Regions from separate parts of the Homo sapiens genome. Here region 2 is linked to region 1. A link is an interaction called in ENCODE POLR2A ChIA-PET data of the cell type or tissue named here. Cell type or tissue: Panc1. All regions are shown on one strand. Each heading gives the region's core, and the rest is flanking DNA. Links, peaks and the distances in the headings are about the cores only.

Region 1 (4,390 bases), core at 250-4,249:
ACTCCATAAGTAAAATGAGAAACAGAAAAGCGACGTTGAACTCTTTCTTTAATAAACCTCTAAGCTATTTTTTTAAAACAAGCACCAACCCACAATGTAAGGAAGACATGCCAAATGCAATGACAGTCAGCTTGAGAAAAGACACCCTTTACTGCAGATCTCAAGCAAAGCCAACAGCACACGCTTCTCCAACCCAAGCGACATACTCTGAAAGGTAAAGCAATGGTCTGTGCTTTTAACTATCTAGGGCTATATACTATATTATTTCTAAACTTAGTGGTTTAACCATCATAATTTAATGTCTCACAGTTTCTGCAGGTCAGGAATCTGGACATGGCTTAGCTGAGTCCCCTATTCAGGATCACTCATAAGCTATAATCAAGGTGTCAGCCAGGGCAGTAGTCATCTGAAGTCTCAACTAGGATAGGATCCACTTCCCAGCCCACTCATGTGATTGAGGACTTTAGATTAAAGGCCTCAGTTCCTTGCAGGATATTGAGGCCACTCTCAGTTCCTTGCCATATGGGCCCCTTCACAGGGCAGCGGAAAATATGGTGGCTTTCTTCATTACACTAAGGAAGAAAACAACAACAACAATGAAAAAAAGTGGGAACTAGATGGAAGTGACAGTTTTTAAATAATCTAATCTTCAAGTGGCATCCATTTATCTATTTTTCTTGGAGGCAAGTCACTAAGTCCAGCCCACGGTCAAGAAGGGATTATACAAGGATGCAAATATCAGGAGGTGAGGATAAGTGGGGCCATCTTAAGTCGTTCATTTATCTCATCTTACTTAAAACTAAAGGAACAGGTGCGTGGACTGGCAGTGGGAAATTCCTTGAGCCAGTTAGAACAGAGTCATGAAAAACACAGAATATGGGAATGAGCAGAGAATCTATCAAGTTATATCTGCAGAATGCATTCTGTGTTTGGCAAATGTGACAAATTGTGTTAATGGCCCAATTCTGCACCCTTGTATCCATGCTCTTCTTCATGCAACTTTTCAGTTACTCTCACTAAAAAGGTACAGGTCTTTTCCTCGCCTTTGGGATCTTGGCTCAGCTAAGTCATTTGCTTTAATGATGTGCCAGTTCCAAGACGAATTCTCAAGAGTCCTGTGTATTTCTCCTTACTCTCTTGCACCTCTGTCATTGCTATGAGAAGGATAAAACTAGGGCCAATATGCTGGTCTCAGGGGATAAATGAAAGCTATGTAGAGCAAAACCACTCCCAGCCTAGGCCAGCCTAAACCAGCCAACCACCACCAGCTGTAGACTTAGGAATGAGCCAACTTGAAAGTTAACCAACTTATGAATGTGACCAACATGATCACAATAACTAATAAAAGTTTGTTGTTTTTAAGCCACTAAATTCTGAGATGGTGTGCTATGCTGGAATAAGCAACTCATACAGTATGGGAAAAGAAGGAATATCTGCATTAGGGTCATTCTTTTACTAATAATCTCAGCTGGCTTGGAAGAAGTAAATCAAAAGATCTGAAGGAATGACCTGTCAAAGCCATAAGAACTTCTGCAAGGCTAAAACATAGTTTTGCCTTTTTTGGAAGATTAGCCTCCTAAAAATACCTGGTCCAGAGAAAATGTGCTTTGTTCTGAGAAAAATGAAAGTCTTTAGTAAAATGAATTAGTGTAAAAATCCCAAAAATATGACATAAAAAAGAAAGAAAAAAATGCAAGTGAAATGGCATATCCCCCCAAAATATTGGCATAAAGCCACTGAAAGCAAGAACAAATATATAAGTACGAATTTTGAAAATGTAACAAATCCATTGCCCCTGCAAACAAGAGCTCAAGTAATATGCAACGATCAGAGAATATACAGGGGACTAACATAATTAGTCAAACCATGAGCTTGAAGAGCTAAGGGAAGAAGTCAGACAAAAAAGGTAGTGGAGCTCCTCCCGCCACCCAAGATGCCTAAAGGAAAGAAGGCCAAGGGGAAGAAGGTGGCTGCGGCCCCTGCTGTCATGAAGAAGCAGGAGGTCAAGCAAGTGGTGAATCCCCTGTTTGAGGAAAGGCCTAAGAATTTTGGCATTGGACAGGACATCCAGCCCAAAAGAGACCTCACCCACTTTGTGAAATGACCCTGCTATATCAGGTTGCAGCGGCAGAGAGCCATCCTCTATAGGCAGCTGAAAGTGCCTCCTGTGATTAACCAGTTCACCCAAGCCCTGGACCACCAAACAGCTACTTAGCTGCTTAAGCTGGCCTACACATGCAAAACAGAGACAAAGCAAGAGAAGAAGCAGAGGCTGTTGGCCTGGGCTGAGAAGAAAGCTGCTGGCAAAGGGGATGTCCCCACTAAGAGACCACCTGTCCTTCGAGCAGGAGTTAACACCATCACCACCTTGGTGGAGAATAAGAAAGCTCAGCTGGTGGTGATTGCACACAACGTGCATCCCACTGAGCTGGTGGGCTTCTTGCCTGCCCTGTGTTGTAAAATGCGGGTCCCTTACTGCATTATTAAGGGGAAGGCAAGACTGGGACATCTAGTCCACAGGAAGACCTGCACCACTGTCACCTTCACACAGGTTAACTCGGAAGACAAAGGCGCTTTGGCTAAACTGGTGGAAGCTATCAGGACCAATTATGATGACAGATACGATGAGATCCACTGTCACTGGGGAGGCAATGTCCTGGGTCACAAGTCTGTGGCTCATGTCACCAAGCTCGAAAAGGCAAAGGCTAGAGAACTTGCCACTAAACTGGGTTAAATGTACACTGCTGAGTTTTCTGTACTTAAAAATAATTAAAATAATACAAATTTTCCTTCAAAAAACGGTGGTGGAGAAATGAAGTTTACACTACAAGTAATATAAAAGAGAACCAATGATACTGAAAGTATAATGGGCACATGGATGACAGGAATGAGGAAAAGCAAACAAAATGAGATGGGACTAAACAGGCTTAAAATGTTAAAGAGAAAATGATTGGCAAGTAAGACAGATGCAGAAAACATAATAGCTGTATAATGTTTGTCCCTGTAGAAGTAAAATAATAAAACAGAAAAAATAAAGATATAATTCAAGAAAAGTTGCCAAAATTATAAAAGATTTGAATTTATAGAAAAAAGGACACACTACATCAAAGGAAAAATTATTATAGAAAAATCAAAATATTGGGCCAGGCACAGTGGCTCATGCCTGTAATCCCAGCACTTTGGGAGGCCAAGGCAGGTGGATCACAAGGTCAGGAAATCGAGACCATCCTGGCCAACACGGTGAAACCCCATCTCTACTAAAAATACAAAAAAAATTATCCAGGCGTGGTGGCGGGTGACTGCAGTCCCAGCTACTTGGGAGGCTGAGGCAGGAGAATGGTATAAACCCAGGAGGCAGAGCTTACAGTGAGCCGAGATTGTGCCACTGCACTCCAGCCTGGACAACAGAGCAAGACTGTCTCGAAAAAAAAAAAAAAGAAAAAGAAAAATCAAAATATTCTCTTTGAGACATCCCAGAAAGTTACTAAACTTCAGAGGCAAAAAAAGAATAATCTGGGGATCCAGACAAAAGATCAAGTATTTAGAGGAAGAAAAAAATGCTAGTCTCAAAGTTCAGAAAAATCAACGCCAGAAGACAGAGGAGCAGTGCCTGCGAGACCCTCTAGGAAAGAACACGTGACTGAGGTTTAAACCCAGACAGACTGTTATTTACCAATCACTTTTTCAGATACAACAAGATTTTAAATCTCAGTAGCTTTATTAAGAAACTATCAGAAAAGTAACTTCAGACAACCAAGAAAGAAATGGAGTCACTATGGCTAAAGGACTGGCACGGAGGGTTTTAAACGATGGAGCTGTGTGACCAAAACTTGAACGAATATGAGACTTGTAAATTAAAGAATAGACTTTTATAACTTTCAACTCTGACAATGTAGAAATTATATTTTTAAATAATTTTTTCTTTTTCTTTTTTTTTTTTTTAAGAAACGTGGTCTCACTTTGTTGCCCAGGTTGGTCTCAAACCTCTGAGGTCAACCAATCCCCCACCGTGGCCTCCAAAAATGCCAAGTGAGCCGCTTCACCTCCCAAAATGCTGGTGAGCCACTGTGCCCAGCCAGTATGATTTTTTTTAAGTTGAGATGGGAGGAAAAAAAGTAAAAAGGAATATAGTTTTGCTTATTTCTTCTTAAAAAATTGTTTTAATAGCCTGGGGTCAAATGAGGCAATTTAAACCTGACATATCAAATAACAAAGCAATAACTGCACTTAGAGATATAAATATAATTTTTTAAATAATATAAACAATTAAAATTGGATGATAGGAGGAAGTATGTAAGACAAACAAATTAATTTTCAATTGCTTGTATTAGAGAGTTGATAGATACTCTCTTGAAGAACAGAAGATTAAGTGTATTATATAATGTTATAG
Region 2 (4,390 bases), core at 275-4,274, 260 kb after region 1:
GGTTGCCAAGAGTTTAAATGAGGTAAAGCCTATGTGGCACTGAGTGCAGTAACTGGCAAAAGATAATAGCTAAAAAAAAAAAATAGTTATTAGTATTAGTACTTGTATTTATTTTTTTATTCCCTATTTTGTTAAGAAAGTACTTGTGACCGGGCGCGGTGGCTCACGCCTGTAATCCCAGCACTTTGGGAGGCCAAGGCAGGTGGATCACGATGTCAGGAGTTCGAGACCTGCCTTACCAACATGGTGAAACCCCATCTCTATTAAAAATACAAAAAGTAGCCGGGAGTGGTGGTGCGCGCCTGTAATCCCAGCTACTCAGGAGGCTGAAGCAGGAGAATCTCTTGAACCCGGGAGGCGGAGGTTGCAGTGAGCCGAGATCGTGCCGTTGCACTCCAGCCTGGGTGACAGAGGGAGACTCCGTCTCAAAAAAAAAAAAAAAAAAAAAAAAAAAAAAAGAAAGAAAGCACTTGTATTTAGATTACATAAAATATTAAGCAATATGTGCAAAGCTAAAATGATTCAATTCCAGCAGCTCTCAAGGGCAAAAGAAAAATATTCAAATTGTCCTAGCTATTTACAAAAAATATATATATTTTTGACTCGTAACAAATAAAGACATAGAGAAATGATCCCATTAAGGAAATATAAAACATCTTCCTTAAAACCATATTCTTTATATGACTTTCATCAATAGACTTCGCATCTCCTTTCCTCAACTCCATTTCATAAAGAGGAATCTGGAGGGTAACAGTCATTTTCCCAAAGTTAGGTAAGAGGCCATTTGCCCAGCCATGTAAAATAATACATCAGCCAAAACAGGACAATTCAAAATATTAGCTTCATAAGAAGATGGGTTTCTGTCTGTTTTGTTTGCTTACTGTATCCTCAGGGCCTGGAACAGTTCCTGACACATAGTATGTTATCAGAAAATGTTTGGTGAATATTGAAAATATTGAGTGCTTGAGCATCTTTTTTTTTTTTTTTTTTTTTTTTTTTTTTTTTTTTAGAGACGGAATCTCGCTCTGTCTCCCAGGCTGGAGTGCAGGGGCGCAATCTTGGCTCACTGCAAGCTCCGCCTCCCGGGTTCACGCCATTCTCCTGCCTCAGCCTCCCGAGTAGCTGGGACTACAGGCGCCCACCACCACACCCGGCTAATTTTTTGTATTTTTAGTAGAGACGGGGTTTCACCATGTTAGCCAGGATGGTCTCGATCTCCTAACCTCGTGATCTGCCCGCCTCAGCCTCCCAAAGTGCTGGGTTTACAGGCGTGTGCTTGAGCATCTTAATTCATCTTCAGATATTATCAAGGAGATTGTTCATTGAGTAATTTTCTGCTGTTGTTCCATTCAATCATTCACTTATTCAATACACACCTATTAAGCACCTACTATGTGCCAACTCTGGGCTGGGTGCTGGGCATAGAAATGTCAGAAGAAGGCCCGGTGTGGTGGCTCATGCATGTAATCCCAGTACTTTGGGAGGCCAAGGCGGGTGGATCACCTGAGGTCAGGAGTTTGAGAACAGCCTGGCCAACACGGTGAAACCCCATCTCTAGTAAAAATACAAAAATTAGCTGGGCGTGGTGGCAGTAACCTGTAATCCCAGCTACTCAGGAGGCTGAGGCGGGAAAATCTCTTGAACCTTGGAGGTGGAGGTTGCGGTGAGCCAAGATCGTGCCCCTGCACTCCAGCCTGGGCAACAGAGTGAAACTCTCGTCTCAAAAAAAAAAAAAAAAAACTGTCAGAATAAGATCACCTGCTATAGGAGTGTACCTCTGATATGCAGAGAGGAAGGAAAAAGCAAACATATAGGGCAGGTGTGGAGGACAATGAGCTTGCCCCTCCCCTCCGCTTCTCCCAGGCATTGCCTTGGGCTCTTCTTTCTGCATAGATTTTGAAGAAGTTTGAGTCTGTAACAAGCTTTCTATTTCAAAAGAAAAGAAACAGGAGCGTTTTGTGATTTTATTTCCACTCTGACCCACCGGCTCCTGCACTTCTACATTTGTCGTTGTGCCATTGCTGCCACTGTTGTTCTTGTCCAGGGAAACACCGGTGGCCAACCCAGATCGGATACAATGGTGCGGCTCTGGACTGAGCCTCCAACCACATTAGCCATGGGCAGCATTGTTGCTGCCGCTGCTGTTATTTTAATTATGATTGTACGTTAACCACCACCTTCCTTCCTCTGCCTCCCTTCAGCTGCAATGATGTATGTTACTTTTTGGTAACTGGATTTCATTAACATTTATGAACTCTCATAAAGTAGTAGAAAAAGCAATTTGTGTGGAAGAATTTTCCACCTCATTAAACAGTGTTCTTTTGGGGGTCAAGCTGATATTTTTTTTGTTGTTAGATTTTTTTTATAGGTCCTTTGTCCTTCCCTAAGCCCTGGGGGATGAAAGGAGAGCCGTCCACCCAGCGAGGGGCTTGTGTGCCCTAGAGGGCGCTGGGCCCCGCGCGCTTTCCTGGCTGTCCCCGCCGGCTTTCCACCCTCCCCAAAGCCCAGGTGCCCACCGTGGGTCGCTGCGGCCTTTCCCCTTCTTGGCCAAATCCGATTACTTCGCAGCCTGCAGATGGCATCGCCGGCTAAGGGCAGCCTGCGGCAGGTCCCCGAGCCTGAGCACTCCTCCTATCTGGGGCCTGAGAGGACGCTCTGGGCTTTTTCCCAGGCCCAGGGTGCGCGGCCTGCTAGCGCCTTTCGAGGCACAGTCCCAAGATAGGCTCTTGTCCTTCGACGCCCCCTTGGCACAAGCGCACTGGCGCCCTCCGCTCAACCCACCTTGCCTTTGGGGCGGGCTTCAACCCTGGGAAGACAGGCCTGGGGGAAGCGAGAGGAGAGGCCCGAATAGAGGTTCCGGCTCAATCTTTCCCAGACGGAGGCCTGGTGTTTCCAGCTCAGTTGCATCTTCCAGCCGCGGGCTCCTGGCCCAAACAGAATGTGTTTGCTTTCACACCGGGACGGCAAGCGGAGTCCGCCTCAGTGAGCAGCGAGCTGCGCAGTCCGGACGGGTGTCGCCCCCAGAGACTCGCCAGCCGCCCCCAGACACTCGCCAGCCGTCCCCATCTCTAATCCACCGTCCAGGCCCGGGCCCTGGGAAGACCCCGGGGACGCGCTGGAGCCCCTGAAGGGGGTCAGGGGGAACAATGCCCGAAAAGGGAGCCTCCCCGACCGCCAGTCCAAAGGAACCGGGGATGTGGCAGCGATTGCGAGGGGCCTAGGTTAGGGACACGCTCTTCTCGCTGGGTCCCAAGCCCAATCACCCAGGCCAATCACCAGCCTCTAACCTCCTTCCCCTCTAACCCCATCCCCACCTAGGAAGTTAAAAAACGCCCCTGCCGCCTTGACTCTTAGGGGGAGAAAGAGGAAACCCGAGGACTCCTGCCTGAGGGCTCCATAAAGTAACCAGGAACCGAGTGACAGGTGCTGGGAGAAATGAACATGCAGAAAGACCAGCTTTTTCTATTCTAAATGTGAATATGTAAAACAAGAGTTCAAACTCAAGAATCTGGGTGTCCATTTTGATTAAAAAACAAAACATCTCTCCAAGAAACAGGTTCTATGGTACTTGTGAGATGCTTTTCTGCCAGACAGCTCCCAAATCACATCTTATTAAGGGAGACTTCGAAGGCCTGTTAGCAGGTGACTGCGGCAGGGGCAGGGGCGCATCAGCTGTCCGGCTTGGACCGGCGTGGGCGTGGGCTGGGGGCTTTTCCGATTTGCTGAGTCAGCCGCGGGCGCCGCGGGCTTTGGTGTTTCCAGCCCAAGCGACTGTGCTTCGCTGACTGGTGTGTCAACTTGGTAGTGTAATTATTGTTTTGTTTTCTAATATGTAATTACTCTTTGTCGTTGCTATTATGAATCCACCGAGCTTGACTCTTGAGCAGCAAGATGGATTCAAGTTTGAAGTTAGGATTTGATGCGTGGGGAAAACTGGCTTCTCCCCATGCGTAGGACACTATAGGGGCCCACGCGTGTCTTCCCCGCAGCCCAGCAAGAAAGGGGGCGCCGGGGGTGCCCTGGCGGATAACAGGCGGTCACGCCTGATCCCCGCATAACAGATCCACTCTCCGTGTGGCTACGAGCATGAATTGCCGAGGTTGTTTTCCTCTTTAGCATATTTATAAAGGCAGAGAGAGGGGCGGAGAAAGGGAGGGAGAAAAAAAAGATACACTGGAGAGATGGGCTGTAAAGTTGAGAATAGACAGAAATAGAGGAGAAACGGCATTAGAGGGACAAGGAAGAGCTCAGAGAAAAAGACAAAGATGAAGAGAGAATGAGAGAACAGATTATTGTTTATTTTCAAATGTTTCCTTTTAGATTTAAAGTGAGATACTGCAAAGTTCCCTCAGTTTCCACTTACTTTACCACACTCTGCTTCAGTAAATCC

The links. Peaks named below come from ENCODE experiments on the same cell type or tissue, not always from the same donor. Only the 100,000 strongest peaks of a DNase experiment are listed, where the experiment ranks them.
Region 2: POLR2A ChIA-PET joins it to region 1 with 8 read pairs; 3 of 35 experiments call an interaction of 5 or more read pairs at or near these places.

What each region holds. Positions count from the first base shown.
Region 1 is chr6:10,116,519-10,120,908 of GRCh38, forward strand. All of the region lies in intron 1 of LOC124900218 (a long non-coding RNA gene), which reads right to left. It also overlaps the pseudogene OFCC1 and the pseudogene RPL7AP36. Among named protein-coding and RNA genes, the nearest start is that of TFAP2A-AS2, 290 kb to the right of the region's middle. In Panc1, for the core only: no CTCF peak of the experiment used is centred there; no DNase peak of the experiment used is centred there.
Region 2 is chr6:10,378,880-10,383,269 of GRCh38, forward strand. No RefSeq gene overlaps it. Among named protein-coding and RNA genes, the nearest start is that of TFAP2A-AS2, 23 kb to the right of the region's middle. In Panc1, for the core only: a CTCF peak has its summit at 2,521; no DNase peak of the experiment used is centred there; H3K4me3 peaks cover 734 bases; H3K27ac peaks cover 2,128 bases.